3 separate regions of the Mus musculus genome follow, and regions 2 and 3 are each linked to region 1. Evidence: chromatin loops called from intact Hi-C (ENCODE). Cell type or tissue: heart. All regions are shown on one strand.

Evidence for each region. Peaks named below come from ENCODE experiments on the same cell type or tissue, not always from the same donor. Only the 100,000 strongest peaks of a DNase experiment are listed, where the experiment ranks them.
Region 2: it touches region 1 in a loop (4-fold over the local background); 4 of 42 quality-filtered maps call a loop at or near these places.
Region 3: it touches region 1 in a loop (2.6-fold over the local background); 7 of 42 quality-filtered maps call a loop at or near these places.

Annotation. Positions count from the first base shown.
Region 1 is chr3:85,516,815-85,519,314 of GRCm38, reverse strand. No RefSeq gene overlaps it. Among named protein-coding and RNA genes, the nearest start is that of Gm31419, 26 kb to the right of the region's middle. In heart, no CTCF peak of the experiment used is centred here; DNase peaks (open chromatin) are centred at 444 and 1,024; H3K27ac peaks cover 2,080 bases.
Region 2 is chr3:85,280,981-85,283,480 of GRCm38, reverse strand. No RefSeq gene overlaps it. Among named protein-coding and RNA genes, the nearest start is that of 1700036G14Rik, 35 kb to the left of the region's middle. In heart, no CTCF peak of the experiment used is centred here; no DNase peak of the experiment used is centred here.
Region 3 is chr3:85,377,042-85,379,541 of GRCm38, reverse strand. No RefSeq gene overlaps it. Among named protein-coding and RNA genes, the nearest start is that of Gm52637, 7.7 kb to the left of the region's middle. In heart, no CTCF peak of the experiment used is centred here; DNase peaks (open chromatin) are centred at 1,051 and 1,421; H3K27ac peaks cover 1,562 bases.

The sequences.
Region 1 (2,500 bases):
CTATGGGTTGAAAGACATTTTCCTCCCTCCTCCTCCTCCTCCTCCTCCTCCTCCTCCTCCTCCTCCTCCTCCTCCTCCTCCTATCCTTTAGTTTGGGATCTTTCATATCTAATACCCTATGACACATAACAGAGTCTGTCTAGATGAAGAGCTTTTCAGAAAAGACCCCTTAAACTGACAGCCAGTGTCATCTCCCAAGCTGATCAGAGATCAATTAGAAATCAAAAAGCAGGGTATTTGGTATATCGATTTATTCTTCCTTCCCCAAAGAGCTTCCCCGTGTGGGGATCATCCTCAGAGCCCACGTCAGAGTCCCTAAAGCTGAAGCAATTGCAGTAGGCCCTGTCAAGGTCAATGAGAGGCGCTGCCTGCTCAGCCATCTGCCCCTCGCTCCTTGACGTCTTTTTAAATTAAACCCCACACCCTGTGGTAAAATTGCTCTCGCTCTATAAATAGCAGGCTTGGCTTGGCTTGCCCTGCAAATGCTGCAGAGGAAGGGTGTCAGAGCAAAGAGAAAGGAAGGCCACAAGCCCAAGGGCACATCTCTCGGTCAGATGACTGCAGTCTCTGAGGAAACCCAAGAATTCTCTGTGTAAAGCCTCCTGTTCCCCCTTCTCTGGTGACTTCCTTGTCTACGATCTCTCCTGTACTGGAGTGAACCATCCTCTTTCCCTTTCCTCCATATTTTCCAGATTGAATTTGTCTTGGACCAGGAGATTGCTGCTGGGTTACTGTACATATACTCTCTGTGGACCTGGGACATGCTTCTAATTTCAGTCCCAATCGTTACTGAGTTAAAATGGAAGCCGTCCACAGACACACATGGCTCCTAGTGCTTCCTATGGCCACGCTGCTATAGTAGGGAAGTACAGTTTCATAATGCACTGGCCTGAGTTTTTATAGCCTGTTGCAGCCTCATACCTGCTCCCTGGGCAGGACTCAGATAGCTTCCTAAAGTCCCCTGCATGATTATCTATAAACTCTCAACCCACCTGACTAGAGGCACTTTCCTTCTGTTGGCTGCCACACTTGGGTCACCTCCTCAAGGCTGTCACCACTCCATAGTCAATAAGTCCCTGCCAGAATTTCCTGGGCTGTTCTTCAAGTGTTTGGCTCTTTCTAGTCCCCACTGCTCCACAGTTCACATTCTTCCCACCTCTCTGTCCACCCTGAGACCTTCCCACCCTAGGCCTCATCATTGGCTATGTGGCAGTTGTACAGTCCAGAGCCTGCTTTTGTGCCCCACAGTGTAATGGGGATGGGGGTGGTGAGCTTTGTCTAGGGACAGGGGTCCTGGCTCTACCACAGAGACTCATATTCTGACCTCTAATTCTTTCATCTTGGAAAAGAGACCTACCTCCAGTTCCTTATAATGGTAACTTCTCCCAGGTAACTTCTCAAAAAACAGTAGATACAGAATGCAGAGGTCGAAGGCTGGATGTGTCCCTGGACTCACAGATCCTGAGAAGGTCTCCATGTCTTCTCCTCTCATCAGAAGCTTCCAGTTCTGGGATGGCTCTGAGACCACTGTCTTCACAATGTTCTGCCCGCCCTATGCTCACCAGCTTCCCCTCTCTGGGATTGGAAAAGCCAGACAGCGGCACTGGCAAAGTGGCTCAGTGCTAGAGCTACTGCTGCCAAGCCCAATGACCTAAGTTCGATGCCTGGAACCCATTTCAGGGGCAGAAGGAACCAACTTCCCAAGTTCTTCATGATCTCAACGTGTGTGGTGTATGTGTGCCCCTAAGCCCTGCCCACCAACCAACAAATGAATGTGAAAGGAATAGCAAGCAGGCAGGGTAGAAAGGTCAGTGTATTGGAATGCCCCAGATGTTCTGGGTCACCTCTCTAGGCAGCTAAGAAGGGCTGTTTGCAAAACTTCTGTGCAGAATTGCTTTTCAAAGTGTTTGGCTGAGTAGAACAGGCTAGTATCCCCAGTAAAGGAACTTGTAAAAAATTCAGACTCCCAGGCCCCTTGATCTACCAAATCAGAACCTTGTTTCAACATTGTCTCTGGAGTCTTAGGCACACCTTTCGTGTGCTGACTGGATGCCCTTAGGACTGTCTTTGCAGCTGAGTGGAGCGCTCGTGTGTGCAACCGTCTGGGGCAACAGAAGCCTTCGGAGTCCCTGGTACGGCTATAGAGACACCTTTAAGAATGTGAACCCGCTAAGAGCATTTAGAGGTTATCAACGTGTCAGCAAAGCAACCTCTTTATGGGGATCATTTAATTAATGTTAATTGCTCTTGGCCTATTGTGTGGCTCTGGCAGGATTTACGGAAAATCACCATTATCTACAACCCCATAAAAGACTCATTGCTTTTAGAGGCCTTGTAACTCATGCCTGGAGACACCTCCTGATACTTGATGTATTACCCAGATGTACAAATACTGCTGGTGTTTGCATACTTCTCAATGATGTTCAGGCCCTTCATGGGGTGGGAGAGTTGGGGGGGTGGAGATTAGAGAGTGAGGTGTGGCCAGCTGAAGAACCCAGTT
Region 2 (2,500 bases), 240 kb after region 1:
GGTTGCAGCAAGGCCTTTAGTGTCATTCTTGGTACGTAGAATCTCATGGGTAAGAGCTGCTTTTTCTAATGCTATGGGTTTTGTTTGGTTGTTTCAAGGTGCTGGACTAGAACACATGACCTCTTGCACACTGGACAAGTGTTGTATCGCTGAGCTACCTTCCCTGTCCACACTGTACAAAATGGCTTTCCAACCCTGAAGGTTTAACTCACCTAAGAGAAGAAGCACTTTGTCCTGAGTGCTGATATTGGTACAAAAAAACACATCAAGAGACTTGTGTCTGAAGACTTTAGAGTTCACATTCTACATCTAAATATTAAGGTTCATGAGTCTCTGAGCAAATGGCGTTAGCTCTCTGTGTCTGAGCTTGCACATACAGAAGGCGAGTGAACAGTAGAGCGCTTTCCTGTCTTCCAACTCAGTGTGCCATGAGCAAGCCTGTGTTGGCTGGAACTCACTGCTAGGCATTGGAAAGAGTGACTGGCTAGTCGTTAACCTGCTAAACATAGGAAGGTTACATCCTTTTATTAATAGACTGAGAGATACATGCCAAAAATCGGGGGCAGGGCTCCAAAGTTGAAACTCTTTGGATTTTAGTTTCTGTGGCATTTGATGAGCAGTGAACATCTTAGGTTAGGAATGAGTTTGGGGAAGCAACCTGACCTCCTGGTGCTAACCAATGTCATAGTAGTTTTATTTCCAAGGAAAGGAAAACATAATCCCGTGTCACTCCAGCCTTTTCCTTATCAGTTTAAAAGTATAGCGCTGGGACTTCAGAGGAAAATGATTACACTCATTTCTTCATTAGGAAAGGCCTCTCTACCACACTGTAAAAGATTTAAATGGGAAAAAGCGAAAAGTAAAATTCTTACGTGCTATCTGGCACCTGTTAGCGATTAAGTAGTCCATTTCCACCTTCTACTGCGCATTTTAAGATCCAAGCATGGCATTTTCATTAAACACCTTTACTGTATTCTGACACTGACTTTGCAATCATTTTAGTGGTAACATACTATTTTGTGAGGTGGATGCTGGTTGACTTTTACCATTTCCCTGCACTTCCCTTCCTTGTTAGAAGGCAGTGAAGACAGGAGTTAGGGCCACAAGTGCATAGACTGGCTCTGCTATTTCTTTTGTGGTCTCAATCCCACCATGTCACCTCTGCAGGCTTGGGCATCCTCCCTCTAAGTGCAGAAGCTATGTTTATCTAATCCCATCAGCATCCTGTCATGACCACGTGAGGTCATGTCTGTAGAAGGTACACTAGTATCTGGAACATGGTTGACTTCATTGAGCTTGGCTGCGGCTGCTCCTTAGCCTGCATTCCCCGTTGATGACCCTACTTGATTTTTATAAATATCCCACAAAGAAGTGCACAGGACTATCGGCGGTGTGACCTCACCTCTGAGGAACCTTGCTCCTCATTTGCAAAGGGTAGTAAGTGGTCAGACTTAAAGCATGACCTCAACCTGCCATCCCTGATGTGACACCATCTCTACTGTCATTACAGATGATATGGCCACTGCAGGGAAGGGACCTGTACACTGATGGAGATTGAGGGAGAGCCTGAGGGTTTGAGAATAGTGGCTTCTCCTTACAGCTAGAGAAACACTATCCATCTATCTGTCTATCTATCTATCTATCTATCTATCTATCTATCTATCTATCCATCTATACCTATCTATATACCTATCTCTATCTATCTATCTATCTATCTATCTATCTATCTATCTATCTATCTATCTATCTATCTATCTATCTATCATCTATCTATCTATCTATCTATCTATCTATCTTTCATCTATCATCTATCTATCTATCTATCTATCTATCTATCTATCTATCTATCTATCAAGGCTTAGCAGGTTTTGGTCTCAGCCAGGGTTTCATTTATCCATTTTGTGGTTCTAATGTCACTTTGTTGCTGTGATCATCTTCCTGCATGGTCACTGAAGAGTAATCTTCTGCAAAGGTCAAGAGGAGCCGCAGTGCCCTTAGGCGGTCCCTGAGGGACAGGGATTTTCTGCTCCACTCACCAATGTCGGCTTGTGATCCTCCATGACCTTCCACGGGGAGTTTTTAATTAAAAATAAGAAAGTTCTTCAGACTAATTGGATGCGTTGTCTCACTGATTCTCAAACTGTGCCCCAATACTTAGACTTCTGAGATCCCCCAACCAAGGGCCCTAAAGGGCCTCCAATGACCTCCCTTAGGATCAGAGGTGCCTCTGAGGGAAGGAGTCAGGTGCTCCTAGCACAGAACTGAAGGCTACAGAGTCAACCTGCCCTGCCTCTTCCAGCCTTGTGCTCTGAGGGGACATCAATGGAGCCAGCCTTTGCATCCATTCGCAGCGAGTCCTCAGTGGGCCCGCCTCTACACTGGGAAGGAAACAAGGTGAGAAGCCTGGGTCACATAGGTACCCACAGAGAGGCAGTGGGCTGACAAGGTCAAGCGTAGGGTCCTACCTGGTACGAAGCCTTTTTCTGCTCTTACTGTGCTG
Region 3 (2,500 bases), 140 kb after region 1:
CTGGTCTTAATTTAAATCTGATTCCAAAAGACAGATCTGGTTTTAAGAGGAAAAAAGAAAAAGCTGGCAGATTTCAGATTTTTTCTTTTCTTTCTTTTTTCCTTTTTTTTTTCTGCTTTTCTGCTTTAAAGGAACATTTCTTGATTTGGAAAAGACTGATTCACCCAGAAGTCATCAATGGTAAATCAGTATCTATGTTCCCAGTGGCTTTTAAGGTAAAATACCTCACCATGTGATATCCACCTGCCTGCCTCATCAACCGAGCCCAGGCACGGGCAGAATGAGCCAATCACTAATGAGCATGGGTCTGAGCGTAATGCCAGTGCTCTCGAGCCGCAACGTCATGCTAATAACTTAAGAACTGCTTGGTGTCAAGGCTCCACACAGAGTGGATGATACTAGTCAGCTCATTTGGCTTTTAATAGTCTGAACGTCCTGGTGGCTCTGAGACTTTTTTCCAAAGCCAAATTGTCTTGCTTGTTAAATATGTAATGTATTTAGGAGTCTTCATTTTCCATGCTTAGAAAAATGGCCTTGGAGTCTTATAGCGAGCACCCCGTTGAGAGGTCTGTGGGCATTTGGAACGGGCTGATGGCACTGCCACGGGGTGTCAGCGTGGGTGCAGGGGAGTCAGACATTCTCCCCGACTCCCTTAGAGAACCTGGTGAGGTTCTCTCCAGTGCTTCAGAAGAGAGAAAGAAATCCGAAACGCTGGTATTTTTAGCTCCCACTCCCTTCTTGACTGTGAATAGGAACGTGATTGAGATTCCCACCAGTCTTCAAAGCAGACTTACCTTTAAAGCAAATGCCAAGGGTTTGAAAACTCATTGGGAATGGGAGCACACGTGCATGAACAGAGGCAGCTTTTAAAAAAAGAAAGCCAAGCCCTGGGGCTGTCAGCAGAGTTGAGATAAGGTCTTGCTCCCCTCCCCTGCCCCACACCGCAGGAGCACAGGCGGGGATGTTCCTTCCACTTTGACATGTCATGTACCCTGCGGTGTGGACAGGGACTGGACTCTCAGCTGGCCCATATGCCCCAGGGCACGTGGGGCTCTCCCAGTAATTGGAGTGCTTACAAAACCAGTTCAGTACTCGAGGAAATGACCTGCAGGGTATGCTGGGATGGATTCAAACATTTCTTGTCACTTATAGCACCTGTGACTGAAGAGACGCGGGGACAGAAAGGAGGGTTAGGAATGCATAAAATCTAAAATAAAACCACCACAGAGCTCAGAGCACATGTCTGCTCACAGAGACATCAGCTGGGGGAGACTGTTAAAAGAAAAGAGAAGCCCCTTTGACTTTAAGAAGCACATTCCTAGGACCTGGCACCAAGCTAACAATGGGAGCCAAGCCAGGGCAAGCCTTGCAAGTGTTCCCTGCCGCAATCCTATCCGAGGAAGCCACCTGGCTGGTTTCAGCTGGAAGCCTGCTTCACACCCCTTTGGACAATGTTGTTTGTAGAGCCATCTGGCTTTGGTCATGAAACACTCGCCAACACCACAACATCAGGAATGATACTTTTCTTTCTTGGGTCACAGACAGGACGAATCATATTGTGTTGATTAACCGAGGAATCTGGAACATATGAGCAGGTTTCAAAAAATCATCTAGCATTCACCCTAACTTTTTCAATGGTCATCTAGAGTCTCCCAAGTTTCCTGTTCCTCCATTCTGTGACCTTCTAGACTTAGCCAATAAAATATCAAACTGAGAGCAAGCTTGCTGTAAACATGGCTGGCTCTTTCTACCCAATCTGTAGGGAGTGTCAGTGTCTGGCAGAGTGGGGCCTCTGCTTGCATGAGCTTCACTGGTGTGTTCATCCCACGTCCTAAACTGCGGTACCCATCTGATTCCGGTCTCCATGGTGATGGTTACAGCTCCCATCAGGATTTGCAGCCCTCATCTCCTTCTTCCTCTTCTGCTTTTTTTCATCCTCTTCTGGTAGCTGGGTCAGAACCCAGGAGGCATCTAGAATCCTTGCCTCTCATCAACATGGCCTCTGCAAGTTCTGTCAGTGTCACAGGCCTTCCCATAAGTCTCTACTCTGTCTCCACAACCCCAGTCTGGATTTTGTCACGTCTGACAGGAATACTGTAATGGCTTCCCCATTGTCATCCCTTCTTCCTGTCCCACTGTGCAGTGCTCACTCCTCAGATCTCACCTCATGGCCTTCTGTTCTCCTCAGAGATGAGCTGTTGAGATAATCTATTAGCATGGCGGCAGCAGCCCTCCTCATCCATCTCAGGCTTCCCCTACAGAGTGTTTGCAGCCTGATGGGAAGCCCCACACCTTGGGTTACATTGCACCAGGCAGTAACTCTGGACCAGTATGATGTGGCAGCCAAGAAGCATGCTCCCGTTGCAGTGGTGGCCACCTCAGCAATACTCTTTAGTCTGTTGCCCTAGGCTCCTCATCTGTAGGTAAAAAAATGGAATCCTAGGGTGATCATAAAATGGCACGCACAGAGAACTCAGCTCCAGAGTGCCAATGGCTTCCT